2 separate regions of the Homo sapiens genome follow, and region 2 is linked to region 1. Evidence: chromatin contacts called from ENCODE Hi-C or POLR2A ChIA-PET data. All regions are on one chromosome and are shown on one strand. The core of a region is the stretch at or near the end of the contact, and the rest is flanking DNA. Distances in the headings are between cores, read along the strand shown. Region 1 holds the start of PER2 (period circadian regulator 2). Region 2 holds the start of CAPN10-DT (CAPN10 divergent transcript).

Region 1 (6,769 bases), core at 926-3,425:
ACATCACCAACTCCTTACAAGCAGGGATGCAGTGAGATGTATTTTTGCATGCCCCTCAACACTCAGGTGTCAACAAGTATTTGTGGAGTGTACACAAATTTCCAATAATAGGAAAGAAGAAACTGGCTGTGAATCACTGAAAATAGATGAGATTCTGAAGAGTCCTAGAGCCCAAAGCACTTGATAATTTCTAAAAGAATTGATTTCAATATATTTCTACCAGATTTATTGGTGGAAATAAAAAAGGCTACATTTAGGGAGGAAATGTGACATCAGGTAGCAGGCTGAATATGGAGCAAGACCCAGCAAAAGCATGAAGAAGAATCTCGGTAAGGTGTGGATGAGCTGTCTGTTTACTCTTGTTTCCAGAACAATGGAGCTCCCCATTGACGTCAATGGGAGGGAAGAAACAAAAGAGCCTTTGGGTGTGTGCAGGGCGCAGCAGCCGGGCCTGGGTTTGCTTGGCATTTGTGTGTGTATGTGTTAGGGAGAGGGGGCGGGGAGTGTGTCGAGGTGTCAATGTCAGAGGAACAGGAGGAGGGGCCACCTGACTGAGTGTGTGAACAGCATGCAGGCCTCCCGGGGCTTCTGTGGGAAGGGCTGCCCCGATGAACTTGGTATTTGCCCTGGTTTGCATCTGAGAAGTTGCACACACACCTTGTCAAGTAGAAGAGAAGGAGTTATCACACTCAGGAATTCCTGATGTGGGTTCATAACTTTTCCTTCTGTCCCATCCCTGGTCCCCAGGTGAGTCCAGGTAAAGAAGAACAAGAAGAGTAAAGAGAGATGCTGCGGGCTCCAGCTTCTTGGACAGTCTCGCCTTCCCCATGAGAGCCTACACATTCAGAGCCTGCTGCGTGGGAGCCTGAAAGCTCCTTCCTGTCCTGTAAGTCTCAGGCTTCTACCCAGACCCGGGGAAATTGTACTCTTTCTCCTGACACTTTAAATGGAAGTTTAGAGGCTCCACATGCCCCACACAATGCTTACCGAAACAAGGTGATGCAGGGTCCCGCGCTGTCTCCCAGGACAACCTCCTACCCCTGGCTCCTGCGTCTCTACGGCTTGCACCGTTGTAAGGCGTCCCTTTCTCAGGGCCCATCTTACCCGCCTTGGAAGTGCTGCCTTTCTCACGGAGCCTGTGGGGATAGCTCTGGTTAATTTATAGCCCACATCGCCCAATTTAGCATTTGATTAAGTTTCCTTTTTATGAGATAGTCCTTTCTCCCTAGTGATGCGCTTGGGGGCAGGGACAACATCATTTCTTTCTTTTGTACCTCCCCAGAGTAACAATGACTCTATTTCCTGAACCAAAAATTGCAACACGTGGTCTCAAAAATAAGAAAGGTCACTTGGTAGCTGCCGGGACAAGTGTCGACCACAGGCACCTCAGAGGCCCGGGTGGGCGTGCCCCCGGAGCTGCTGCAGGGCGGTGCTGCCACCTTCTCCTGGGCTGCTCCGGGGCCCCGCGATGAATGAGTGAGTGAATGAGTAAATGAATGAATGTGAATGCGTGAATGAAGCATGCCGCGCGGACTTTCCCGCGGCCCTGGCCGCTGGGGGCGCGCCTCTGGCCGGTGGCCGGAGGTGGAGGTCTCCCTCGTCCGGCTTCGGCGCGCCGGGTCTGCCAGGCCGGCCGGAGGTGCGCAGGAGCCCCGCGCCCAGCTCCCCCGCCCGCAATGGTACGCGCCACTCCGCGCTCCCCGAGCTGGCGGGCTTGAGGGCGTAGTGAATGGAAGGCGCCGACGCCGGAAGTGGATGAGACCACTAGGGAGGACGACGGGTAGCACGAACGCGCCGCGTCTCCATTGAGGAACCGACGAGGTGAACATGGAGTTCCATGTGCGTCTTATGTAAAAAGAGCGACGGGCGCGGCCACCAATGGGCGCGCGGCGTTCGTAGGCCCCGCCCCTCATGTATGCAGATGAGACGGAGTCGCGGCCAATGGCGGAGGCCGGGGGCGGGCGCGGCGCGCGCGGTCACGTTTTCCACTATGTGACAGCGGCGACTCGGCCGCGGCGGAGGCGGCGGCGCTGAGGGGATACGTGCAGCTGTGGGCGGCGGCGGCGGGCGCGGGGCCGGGCGGACAGAGCCGCGAGTCGGCGGAGGGACCGGCGGACGGGCTGACGCGGGCGCGGCCGGCGGTAAGTGGCGCGGCGCGGCCCCGCTGCGGCTTACGTAACCGCCGCCGGCGCGCGGGCCTCGGGCAGGTCGGGGTCCCAGCGCCGGCTCGGGCAGCGGAGGCGCCGCCGGAAGTTCCTTGGGCTGCTGGACTCCTCGGCTTGAAACGGCGCCGGCGTGGGGGCGTGTGCCCTTGGCCCTGTCCCAGGTGGAGAGTGGTCGAGCCGCGCGCAGGGTGCGCTCGTTTGAACTGCGGTGACACCGAGGGTTGGGGACTCGAACCCCCGCTTCGCAGCTCAGGAGCCTGAGGTCCGAAAGGTGAGGCAGCGTGTGTAGGGCACCGAGCTACCGAGTGACTGCGCGCGGGCTGCGGTTCCGTGGGCGATTCTCTTTTGGGAACCCTCCCTCCCCTCGCATGGGGAAGGCCAAGGAAACCAAGGGTCAGCGCAGCCGGCCCTGGGATCTGGAGGACCCTCGGGGAGCTGACTGCCTCTTCTGAGGCCACAGGGCTAAGTCCTGGGCTGGGGAAGGGCCATGGAGGGGCGCTGATCTAGGAGCTTTTCCTGGACACCCACGGGTCTCCTGGAATGGGTGATCAGAGGGACAAGGAAGTCCCGGTGCCAAGCCAGGCCTGGGAACCTGAGGGCGGGGAGACCCTCTAATGTTCGCCCCTTTGCCTCCCCTGGACCACCCTGTATTAATTCCCTTTCCCCGGACTGGATAGAAGGGAATGGGGGTGTCCACTCTTTGGTGCAGCAGTCGCGCCTACCTTCTGGGATGTACTTTGGCTGCCAAGTCCCAGACATAGACCAGGGGGTGGGAGGTGGCCTGCTTCCCCCTTCAGGAAGGCCAGGGTAAGGGATGACGAGTTGGTTGCCAGGGTTTCTGTAACCTACACAGAAGGAACCCGTTTGGAAAGCTGATTCATACAGAACAACAGAGCCAGAAGGCACCCTGAAAATCACCCAGAGTAACCCCTCAGCCTGACAGATGAGCAAACTGAGGCCCAGGCCCAGGCTGTCTGCAGGATCTTCCCATCGTCCTGGGGCAGGATGAGCTTCAGAGGTTCAGTGATGGCCTCCACTTGCGTGCTGAATCCTGGGTGGGCTGGAATTTGGGAGGAAGGGCCTTAAGTCCGGGAAATGTGTTAAGAACCCCACACGGTGGCTAAAGCCCCACATGGACGCCTCTCACCTGTATATGGCACAGCAGGACTGCTAGACTTCTTGGCCCACCCTCTACCCCCACCTGGGGCTTCTGGTCCCAGGCTGGGTGTGCCTGAGAAGAAAACAGGACTCTACCTGAAGGCTTTATTTGGAAATTGAGTTTTAAAATACAAGGTGAATTGATTTTTGTGTGCTATATGACTATAATGAAGAAAGGGACTCCGTTTTTTTTGAGTGGAAGCTGTGTGGTGTGCCAGCGCGGGGATGGCACCGTGGGTGTTTGCAGTTATCTGTCACTGTCGCCTTGGTATGATTCATTGGTACAGAACTAACGCAGCCCTGGCTTTCTGTGGAGACTGGAGTGCCAGGTGGGAAGGGGGAGCCCTGTGTCAGCCAGCTGGCTGCTGCTGGCTCCCAGTCTGGGCCTCAGTTTCCTTGTTTGTTTGGAGGGGCTCAGATTGGGCAGTCTCAGAGGTCTACTTTAATTCCCAGGTTTTTGGTTTTCTGTTACCCTACAGATGATTTTTCCCAGGTTTCTCGCAGGAGACAGAGGCTTCTGATATGCTCTTGCCTTTGGGCCAAGTAATGTTCTCCTGTGAGCCACGTCTGCAGTGCTTACAAGGAAAAAGGAAAGATTCCTCTCCTGTGCACTACTTCTCGTACCCACTGAACTTTCTCAAAAATACTGGTAGTCACACTGCTGTTTTTAAGCGATGATGTAACTTCACCAGGACTCGGCAAACCACGGCTCTGTCAGGTCATTGAACAGCTGGCAGGGCCACTTGGCGTTTAGTCAGAAGAAAGACAGGCTCTGGGTGTGCTTTTACCTTTTGAAAACTACTCTGTTTGGCAGAGGGAGCCAGAAACACACAATTCCATAAGCTTGGCAGAGACTGTCGCCACACTTCTGGAAAGCTGGCCCACCTTGGGAACCAAGGGAGAATTAGTCTAGAGGGGGCCTCTGATGGACCCCTCCCCCAGCCCACGCACTCCCCCCTAGGGACCAGGCCCTCCTTTCAACTCATTATGCTCATCGTGTACACATTTGTAACAAGTTTGTTACCATATCTCCAAGTCTAGAGCAAATTAGAAGCAGTAAATGAATAGCAGTGACTGGTGACAGGAGTCAAGGCCACTTGGTTTTCAGAGACTGGTAGTTCCCAAGACAGAGTGAGCTGCCGTGCTGAACCCTCACCGGCCTCGAAGGGTTCCTCGTGCTCTTCCTGGGGTGACATAGAGGAATCAGAATCCACTCTTTAAGAAACCAGGTACAGGAGGAGCAGATGCCTGAGCTTCCTGCAATTCGGAGTAGCTCAGTCCCTGACCACCGGGGAGCTAGGAGGCTGACACTTTTGCCTTTATTTGCTTTAAAGTCTTGTAGTTCTAAAAATGTAGGGATTTAAAAGTCTGAATTGAGATCATTGAAGGTGTCCTAGTGAGGCCAAGACAATGCCTCCCCGGTGCACCTCCTTCCCTCCATATTTGGATGGCTGCGGTCACATTTTCCTCAGTTACCCAACCGTTGCCATGGAGAGTGCGGCTGTTTATTTAGCAGGACAAACATTTTCTCAGGATTACAGCAGGCTGGCCTCAGGGAGTTGGCTCCTACCAGGAAGTAGAAAACATGTTAGAATATTTGGGGTTGTAAAATCCTGCAGGGCTTGCAGAGACAGTACATGCTGTATGAGCCCTATTATGTAAAGTTCGAAAACAGGCAGAATTCACTAGGCTGCAAGAAGCCAAGCTAGTGAGTCCCCGCGGGGTAGATGGTGGCTGGGAGGGCCACCAGGAGCCTCTGGGGGGCTGGCACTGTCCTGCCTCTGGTGACATGTGACATGGCATGTTGTTTGTGGATATACATCAAGCTGTGACCTCATGAGGTGGGACTCCTCTGGTGATTGAACACTGATTTCTGATTTCCACAAAAAATGCTTTTCCGCCTTAGGTTTGCAGGTATTGAGTACAGTAAGACTTTACCAGTCCTGGCAGTGGCAGTGGAGGCTGGAACTGGGTCCCAGGCTTGCTTTCGTTCCTAATTTTTAAACACTATTATGGAAAGTATGAGTATCTCTGAAAGTGGGGAGGATAGGGTAACGAACCCATGCGACCCCACCAGCCAGTAGTCTCTGCTCCTGGCCCCACTCCTTCCCCACCCCCACCAGCTGCTTTTCCTCCTGATCCCAGGCTCTCTGTTCTTGTGGTGGACTGCACTTTCTGAATGGTGCTCTGTCAAGTTGAGGCAACCCAGCTACCAAAAATGTGGCCAGGTGACCTGGTCAGGGGTCCGAGCTTAACCTCTTTCTTTGAGTCTGACTGTTCTTAGGGGCAGAGCCAGTAGGCGGACATGCAAAGAGGGCCTCAAGGGCAGGTTCACGCCCAGAGGCTCATGTTGGCTTTTGGCAGCCCCTTTTCAACCAGGCTGCCATTTTCCCTCCTGGGCTTTGGTACCCTGAGCACATAAGTGCATGCCCACCCTCCCTCCCCCTACCCGCCTTGAGGTGGAAACAGGTTTCCTAGGAGCTCCCCAGGAACAGCTGGTCCAGCTGGCTATGGGCACACATCTGTGGAGGGCAGGAGGCAAAGTCCACTTTGACAGGGACGTTGGTTTTGCCAGCTTCTCAAAATGAGGCTGGTCTATTAGAGCCGCTGAGGCTGAGAGACGCATTTTCTGGAATGACGAAGTTTCTGATAATTTGGCTTTCACATTTCTGCCAAGCTTACTCTACCCTCTTTGCAAAAATACTTATCTTCCACCTAAGGTAATGTCGGGGCACCAGTGAATCGTATTTAGACAGGCTTACAGGGGATGGACTTAGGGGTGAAAACCAGGAGAGCTACGTGCAAAGCACCCGGGGCCCAGACAGCATGGTGGCTTCAGATACCTGATGCTCCTCTAAGGACTGCCTGGGCTGGAGGTGGCACTGAGTTCTTAGTCCTTTAAATATAAGAATACAAGCCAGAGACAGCTGCCATGACAATTCATTCTCTCTCTTCCAAAATTACGTTTGTTGCCCATCTGTTTTTCTTTTTCGTTTTCTCTCTCTTTTTTTTTTTTTTTTGAGATAGAGTCTTGCTCTGTTGCCCAGGTTGGAGTGCAGTGGTGCAATCTTGGCTTACTGCAGCCTCCACCTCCTGGGTTCAAGCAATTCTCCTGTCTCAGCCTCCCAGGTAGCTGGGACTACAGGCACACACCATGACGCCTGGCTAATTTTTGTATTTTTAGTAGAGACGGGTTTCACCATATTGGTCTGGCTGGTTGCGAACTCCTGACCTCGGGTGATCCACCGCCTCAGCCTCCCAAAATGCTGGGATTACAGGTGTGAGCCACCGCGCCCAGCCGCCGTCTGTTTTTCTGTAGTGATTAGCAGTGATAAGCTAATATTACATTCCAGATATCTTGCATGGGTTGTGTCATTTAATCCTTCTAACAACCAGTAGGAGGCAGGAACTACTGTTACCCCATCTCACAAATGAGGACACAAGGC
Region 2 (6,324 bases), core at 3,077-5,576, 2.3 Mb before region 1:
TCGCAGAGAACTCTACGGCACACCTGGATGTCGCAGAGAACTCTACGGCACACCTGGATGTCGCAGAGAACTCTTCGGCACACCTGGATGTCGGCGCCTGCACAGGGCTGCATCACCCACATGAAATTAACAGACCTCTCATTGCAAAACTTGAGGACCACACCGAGGGAGCCACATATCCCGGGACACACTCTGCTGCCCTCACTAAAAGCATCTGACCTGAAGCCAAAACAAATGTGACATTCAAGGGCATGAGTGACCCAGTTCTTGACCGAGCTGGCTGCAAGCAACACGTCACCACAGGAACAGCAGCCCCTCCTGCTGCTGGGAGCCTGGCGCCCCGACACTGGGCCAGCTGCTTGCACCCACAGCGTCCACCGCAGGGCTCCTTCAGGGGTAAGCATTCTGACCCAGCATCGGGGGAGTGCAGGCTGGGCACCAGGCACCTGGTGCGGTCCTGGCTCTGCCACTTTACGGCCAGAAACACAATGGCAGTGATTTTAGCACTCTCGTTTAAAAAAAAAGTCAAAGCTGGTAAGACCATGTGTCTGAAAGCCAGTGACTGTGACACGCTTACCATGGGGCCTGGGACATGAGTGAAACTCTGAATGAGGTCACACTGTTGACGCCGCTGCATTAATCAGCAACACTTAGCAACAAGCCAAGCATAAAACGGTGAACACTCCCAGGTAAGGAAAACCTGAGAAGGCCTTCTCCTCCCAGAGTATCTGTCTACCCACAGAAACAGGTTTAATAACTTTTTGCAAACTTATATTCAAAACCTGTAAGAAAACCAGCGAGCTAGCTGAGGAGAGATCTGAGGCAGAGGCTGCCAGCCAGCCCCGTCCTCCTGTGAGCTGGCACATTTGTCTCTTTATTCTAAACGTGGTGATCTGACTCCATGGAGTCCGGGGGTCAGGAGAGCACAGAGCAGGGCGAACCTCCCTGATGGAGCCTTCTGGCGAGGCCAAGGCACCCCCCCCTGCAGCAGAGGGACAGAGTGCAGTCCTCAGCCTCTGCCTTGGAACTCTCCTGCCTTCCCCCAACACAGCAGGAGATCCGGCTGCGGCACAGCTCTGCTTTCGCAAGGCCTCCTGGTACTCAGCAGGCTGGAGAAACGCAAAAAGAAACCGGCTCCAGGACAAACACAGGGAAGGGGCCCCGCACCTGGTCCAGGAGGTGCCTGCTCTTCTGCAGCGCGGCGCAGGCACACAGGAACCAGCAATCCCCCAGCAGCCCCTGCTTCACCTGCCCTTCCCGTGGGTCATCTGGAAACAGCCGGGGTGTGGCACAAATCTCCTGAGATACAGAAAGTTGTCCAGAGTTAGATCATGCCTGCTGTGGAACCCTTCAAACTAAGAACCCAAGGCTCTAGATGACAGGAGTTGGGGTGGAGCTTTTCCGATCATCAGTGTTACCCAAAAAGGGACAGGAAGGTGGTTTCCTGCAGCGGGTGTCCTTCAGCTCCTGGCTTCAAATGCCTCTGTCCAGCTTAATTCTGGGGTGCCTTCCTTCCTTACTGGAAAAATCCCAAACTCTAGCAAGCTCCTTCTCAAAACAGCTAAATGTTGGCTTCGAAAAGTTTCACTTTTTACTCATGCTGGTAAATCTCAAATGTGTCCTCCATCCTGCTGGAAATCTGTTTCTCTAGCAGGCTCCATTTCCCACACCCCCTAACTATCATATACCTTCCCCTTTCTCCCCGTCTACTCAAAACATCCACACTGCCCTTGCCCACCCCTCTGAGCTTCGACCTTGCCTCCTGCTTCTGGACCTGACCCTCTCTCCTGCCCTCAGAGCCTGGGCTCCTCTCACAACTCCTTCCCTTCCAGCTCCCCGGGCAGAATCCCACCCCCATGTTCTTTAAGACATTATCTCTCAGCACCATAGTCTCCTTCAGGCTTCTCTTCATTACAGCTCTTGAAAGAGCTGCCATGCCCACTACCTGCTTCCCATTCACTCTCCACACAGGCTCCTCTAGCTTCTGAGCCAATCATGGCCCCTAAACTGCCTCGATCAATGTCGCTGTCACCTCTATGTTATCAAACCCACTGGGCTTCTCTTGGTCCCAACTCTCTTCCCCAACTACTCAGCAGCATTCACAACAGCAGAACAGCCATCTGCTGCCCCTGAGGTGGTCCCCACTCAGCTTCTGTGAGGCCGCATGCTCCCCGGGTGTCCTCTCCCTCACTGCCTGCTGCTTCTCAAGTCTATCTGTCAGGGCACCTGCCTGACCCCAAGAAATGTTAGGGTTCCTCAAGGCTCAGCCCCAAGGCCCCCTTCTTCTTTACTGATACTCCCCCGAGACACTCTCCCAGGCTGTGGACTGTAAACCATCTAATATGCTCCGCCTCCCAGAAGAATGCCTCTAGCCTATCCCTGCTCCGTATCCACCTGCCTCCAGGACAGATCCACCTGCCTCCAGGACAGCTCCACCTGAAGACGTGAGAGCAAAGCCCAACTCTAGGTCACCCCCAGGCTCTGTCCCAGGACCACCATCCACCCACCTGTTCAGGCCAGAAACCCAGAAGGCATGTTGATCCCTCCACTATCCTCACCCTCTATTTCAATCAGTCACTATGGCCTCTCGATCCCCCCTGCAAGGTACGTCTCAAACCAATCTACTCCAAACCCACATCCTAACAGTCGTCAAGCTAATCTGAGCCCCTTCATCTTTCTCCAGGACCACTACAATGGACCCTTGCATTCTTGCCCCGACAACCCACTTCCCACCCAGCAGCAAGAGTGAGCTTGTAAAAACACACATCCAAGAGAACCACTCCTCTACCAAAACCCTCTAGTGGCCTCCAGCTGCACCTAAAATCAATCTTTTAACAAAATAAAACCCAAATTCCAATGACAAGGCTCTACATGGTCTGACCCTTGCCTCCTCCCAGGCCCTTCAGTGTTGTCCAAGGAAACCAGGTGGCCTGTCAAAGCCATCTCAGTCACGAGAGCCCAGAAGTTCCAGCTCTGTTCGAAGACTGGCGGCCATCAGTTGTCTCCGCTAAGACCGCATCCACTTAGGGCAAGGTTGCTCCCTGGGCAGTCTTATTCAGCAGATAAACCATTTCTAAAAATATGAACACAGCACTCGGCCAGGGCATCCCTTGGAGGTGCCATTTCTAGGTGTTACAACTGGAAAGGCAGGTGCACAAAATCCAAAACTGAAATTCTATCACGCTTTGCTTTGTGGGCTCGGCCTAGCCACTTCAGAGGGGCACGAGCGGCCCTCTCTGCGGGAGGAGCAGACACAAACGCTCTTCAGGGCGAAAGCAAACAGGTGGGGCGGGGTTTGGGGCTCTGTTAAAACGCCTCTCGCAGCGCTCTGAGCCTCCTGGATTGGAGCTCTCGCAGGCGGAGGCCACGACCTAGTTTAGCGTCCTTAGGGTAGCGCCGAGTCCTGCTCGTTCTGGGCGGGGGTATGAAGGAGGTACGAAAAGAGGGGGCCGGGCGCCCACTTCTGAGGAGAACAACGGCGGACCCTGCGTTCGGAGCTACCCTGGCCGCCCACCCCGCCCCGCTCCCTGCGAGGAGCGGAGATCTCAGAAACCAGAAACGGCGCCCACCGCACCCCACACGGCCCCACCTGGGGCCGCCTCCACGTGATGTCCTCGCGGAACTGGGCCAGCGGCGTAGACAAGTCGCAGAAGAGCGAGGAGTCCGCGGCGGGGAAGGCGGCGTCCCGGAACAGCTCCCTCGCCGGCGTCGCGCCCCGGCCCGCCCGCATCCTCGGCTCCGCGGGCTCCCATCTGCAGCCGGTTGCCTCGGGGTCGCAGCCCCGGAGAGAAGGCGAGTCAGCCGCCGCCGCCTCCGGCCCGCCCCGCCCGTTCCCCGCCCGGCCCAGCCCTCCAAGCCCGAGGGCCCCGCAGGTGCTGGACCAGGCCAGTACGCCGGCCCGCTAGTCTCCCATTGGTAACCAGGCGGCAGCCAACCGGGCGTGGGGTCTCGGGTCACGTGACAGGCGGCCCAATCGCACTCGCGCGACGGAAAGCGCCACGGACGTCGGAGGCCCAGGGGGCGGGGCTCCCGAGCTCCGCTCTTTCGTGGTCGGGCGGCGGACCGCACTGTATTTTTTCCTTCCGGGGGCGGCGGAGCCCAGGGCTATCCCGGCCTCCGCTCATACCCGGAGGGCCGGCAGGCGTTCAGTCCTCCAGCCGGTGAGGCTCGGGCCGGGGTGTCGGGACCGCCTGAACACGCGGGCTCTGGGAGCTTCAGGGACCAGGGAGCCACCTCGGCCGAGTTGCGTCGCAGACTACAGCTCCCAGCATGCGCCGCCGCTCCCAGCATGCACCTTCCTCCCGAAACGCGTCTCTGCTTCCGGCGCTCTGCTGCGGAGGCCGTGGCCGCGGGTAGTTGGGAGGAACCGAGATTTACGCTTGGTAAGGCAAGTTGCGAGCTGTCCGGCGCCGGTCGAGTTCCTGCCGCCGTCGTCGTCAGGCAGGGGAGAAGGGGGCCTCAACCCCTCTAGTGACAGCTGTTTGCTACCTAATAGGGCTTTTCATCCCACCGGGCCCCAGGGCCTTCGTTAGGAGCCCAGCAGGCTCAACTTCTTGCTGTGGTTCTGGAAAAGGGAGTGACCACCTGGCTCAACACCTCTCTCTGTGATGTGTTTGGGAGTTTTGGGAAATGAGACGGCTCCGAGGGAAGAGCTTGAGGGAGCGGCGTCGCACTCGTTCGACCTTCCCGGGCCTGGGCTTTGTTTCTAGGCATTTTAGGTTGAACGCTCTACATCTTAACTGGGGGCAGGGGAGGTGGCCAGAGCATCCCGCTGAGCGTTTTCCGATTCCCCAGATGGCCAGGCACCTGGTCCTGGTGGCTGGACAGTGACCCCGTGGACGCACATTTACAGCTATAGCCATTCAGTGCCGCGGGGAGGTGAGGATAGTGATCCTGGGACCTGCTCGAGGATTCACCCTTGCCCCAAGAACCTGTTCCATTCCCAGGAATGAAGGCGGTCAGGCAGGGGAGGAGAAGGGGGCCTCAACTCTTCTAGTGACAGCAGTTTGCCACCTAATAGAGCTTTTCAGATTTTGCCTCCTCAGGCCATTTTACTCAGCCTCGGACTATCAAGGATGGTCACATTGAAGCTGTTTTTCTGCAGTCAGGAGCGAAAAGTCCCGGCTGTTGAAGGAGAAACTGAATCTGGTTCAGGAGTCCCAGGTTCCTCCCTCTGAGAGGCCAGGTGGGGCCTGCGTGAGTAGCAGTTGTTCAGGTGGCAGGACACTGCTGTTTTCATCCCACCTGGCCCCAGGCCCCTGATTAGGGGCCCAGAGTGCTTATGTACTTGCCTCGGTCTGAGAAAGGGAGTGACTGCATAGCCCAACACCTGTGGGATGCCTCACTGCCCAGATGTTTCATCTCCGGGATGCTTCATTGCCCATTCAGCACCCTCTATGGTGCTGACTCTTCCGGAAGATGTTTCTGATTCCTTGCTAGGCTGGTGGTTGCACCATAGCTGAGAGGACTCAAGAAGAGCCTGGTCTCAGCTTCACCTAGGAGTCCCGGAGGAGTAAGAAACACGTATCTTTCCTGTTCTGGGCACATATGGGTGGGTAGCAGAGCTGAGGCTAGCTGAGGATCCCGACTCTCCTTTGGGAGCCTTTGTTGTGCCGCTCTCCCAGGCTGATCAGATCTGGAGAGCTAACAGCTTCCTGTGGCCACATCTGTGTCCAAGGCTGGGCCCATGCCTGTAGCCAGATTGCCAGGATCTGGAAGGGGCCAAGAGACAGCTGGTGCTGGGTAGGCAGCAGCCCTGTGTCAACCTGCCCCCACTATTACCCCATGCTGTGATTTGCATGTGGTCTGCCCCTGCCCAAAATGGTATTGAAATTTGAGCCTCAATGAGGCAGTGTTAGGAGGTGGTGCCTAGTAGGAGGAGTTTGGGTAATAGGGGTGGATCCCTCATGGATAGGTTAGTGTCCTTTGTGGAGGGGTGAGTTCCCATGAGAGCTGGTTAGAGAGTCAGCCTTCCTGCGGTTGTCTCTTGCTTCCTCTCTCGCCATATGGCCACGTAATCTCTTTGTGCATGCCTCTCCCCTTCTACTTGCTGCCTTGAGTTGAAGTAGCATGAGGCCCTCACCAGGTGCAGCTGCCCAATCTTGAAATTTCCACCAGAATTTTGAGCCAAATAAACCTGTTTTGCTTTTTTAAAAAAATAAATTCCCCCACCTTGGCTGGGCGCAGTGGCTCACGCCTGTAATCCCAGCACTTTGGGAGGCCGAGGCGGGCGGATCACGAGGTCAGATCGAGACCATCTTGGCTAACACGGTGAAACCCCATCTCTACTGAAAAAAAAAAAGAAACAAAAAAATTAGCCAGGTG

Evidence for each region. Hi-C counts contacts between places; a loop is a spot of excess contacts on that map. ChIA-PET counts read pairs that join two places held with the same protein, here RNA polymerase II (POLR2A). Pooled maps may share reads with other maps.
Region 2: a map with no recorded cell type shows a loop between it and region 1 (22-fold over the local background). The contact joins the promoter of CAPN10-DT here to the promoter of PER2 in region 1. A Hi-C loop is called at or near these places in 1 of 37 single-sample maps with no recorded cell type and 5 of 50 pooled maps. POLR2A ChIA-PET finds 5 or more read pairs at or near these places in 1 of 52 experiments (MCF 10A).

Annotation. Positions count from the first base shown.
Region 1 is chr2:238,284,016-238,290,784 of GRCh38, reverse strand. PER2 (period circadian regulator 2) reads left to right here and starts at 2,175. Exons shown (of 23, transcript NM_022817.3): 1 at 2,175-2,436. LOC112268433 (a long non-coding RNA gene) reads right to left here and starts at 2,916. Exons shown (of 3, transcript XR_002959458.2): 1 at 2,888-2,916. RefSeq lists enhancers at 612-661, 1,736-2,630, 2,715-3,237, 6,682-6,769 and silencers at 1,428-1,697, 2,038-2,187.
Region 2 is chr2:240,584,318-240,590,641 of GRCh38, reverse strand. CAPN10-DT (CAPN10 divergent transcript) reads left to right here and starts at 4,326. Exons shown (of 1, transcript NR_103792.1): 1 at 4,326-6,324. It overlaps CAPN10 (calpain 10), which reads right to left and starts at 3,908. Exons shown (of 12, transcript NM_023083.4): 1 at 3,590-3,908; 2 at 1,168-1,299. The coding sequence starts at 3,730. RefSeq lists a silencer at 3,642-3,871 and enhancers at 3,071-3,897, 3,836-4,130, 4,182-4,361, 5,352-5,721, 6,092-6,161.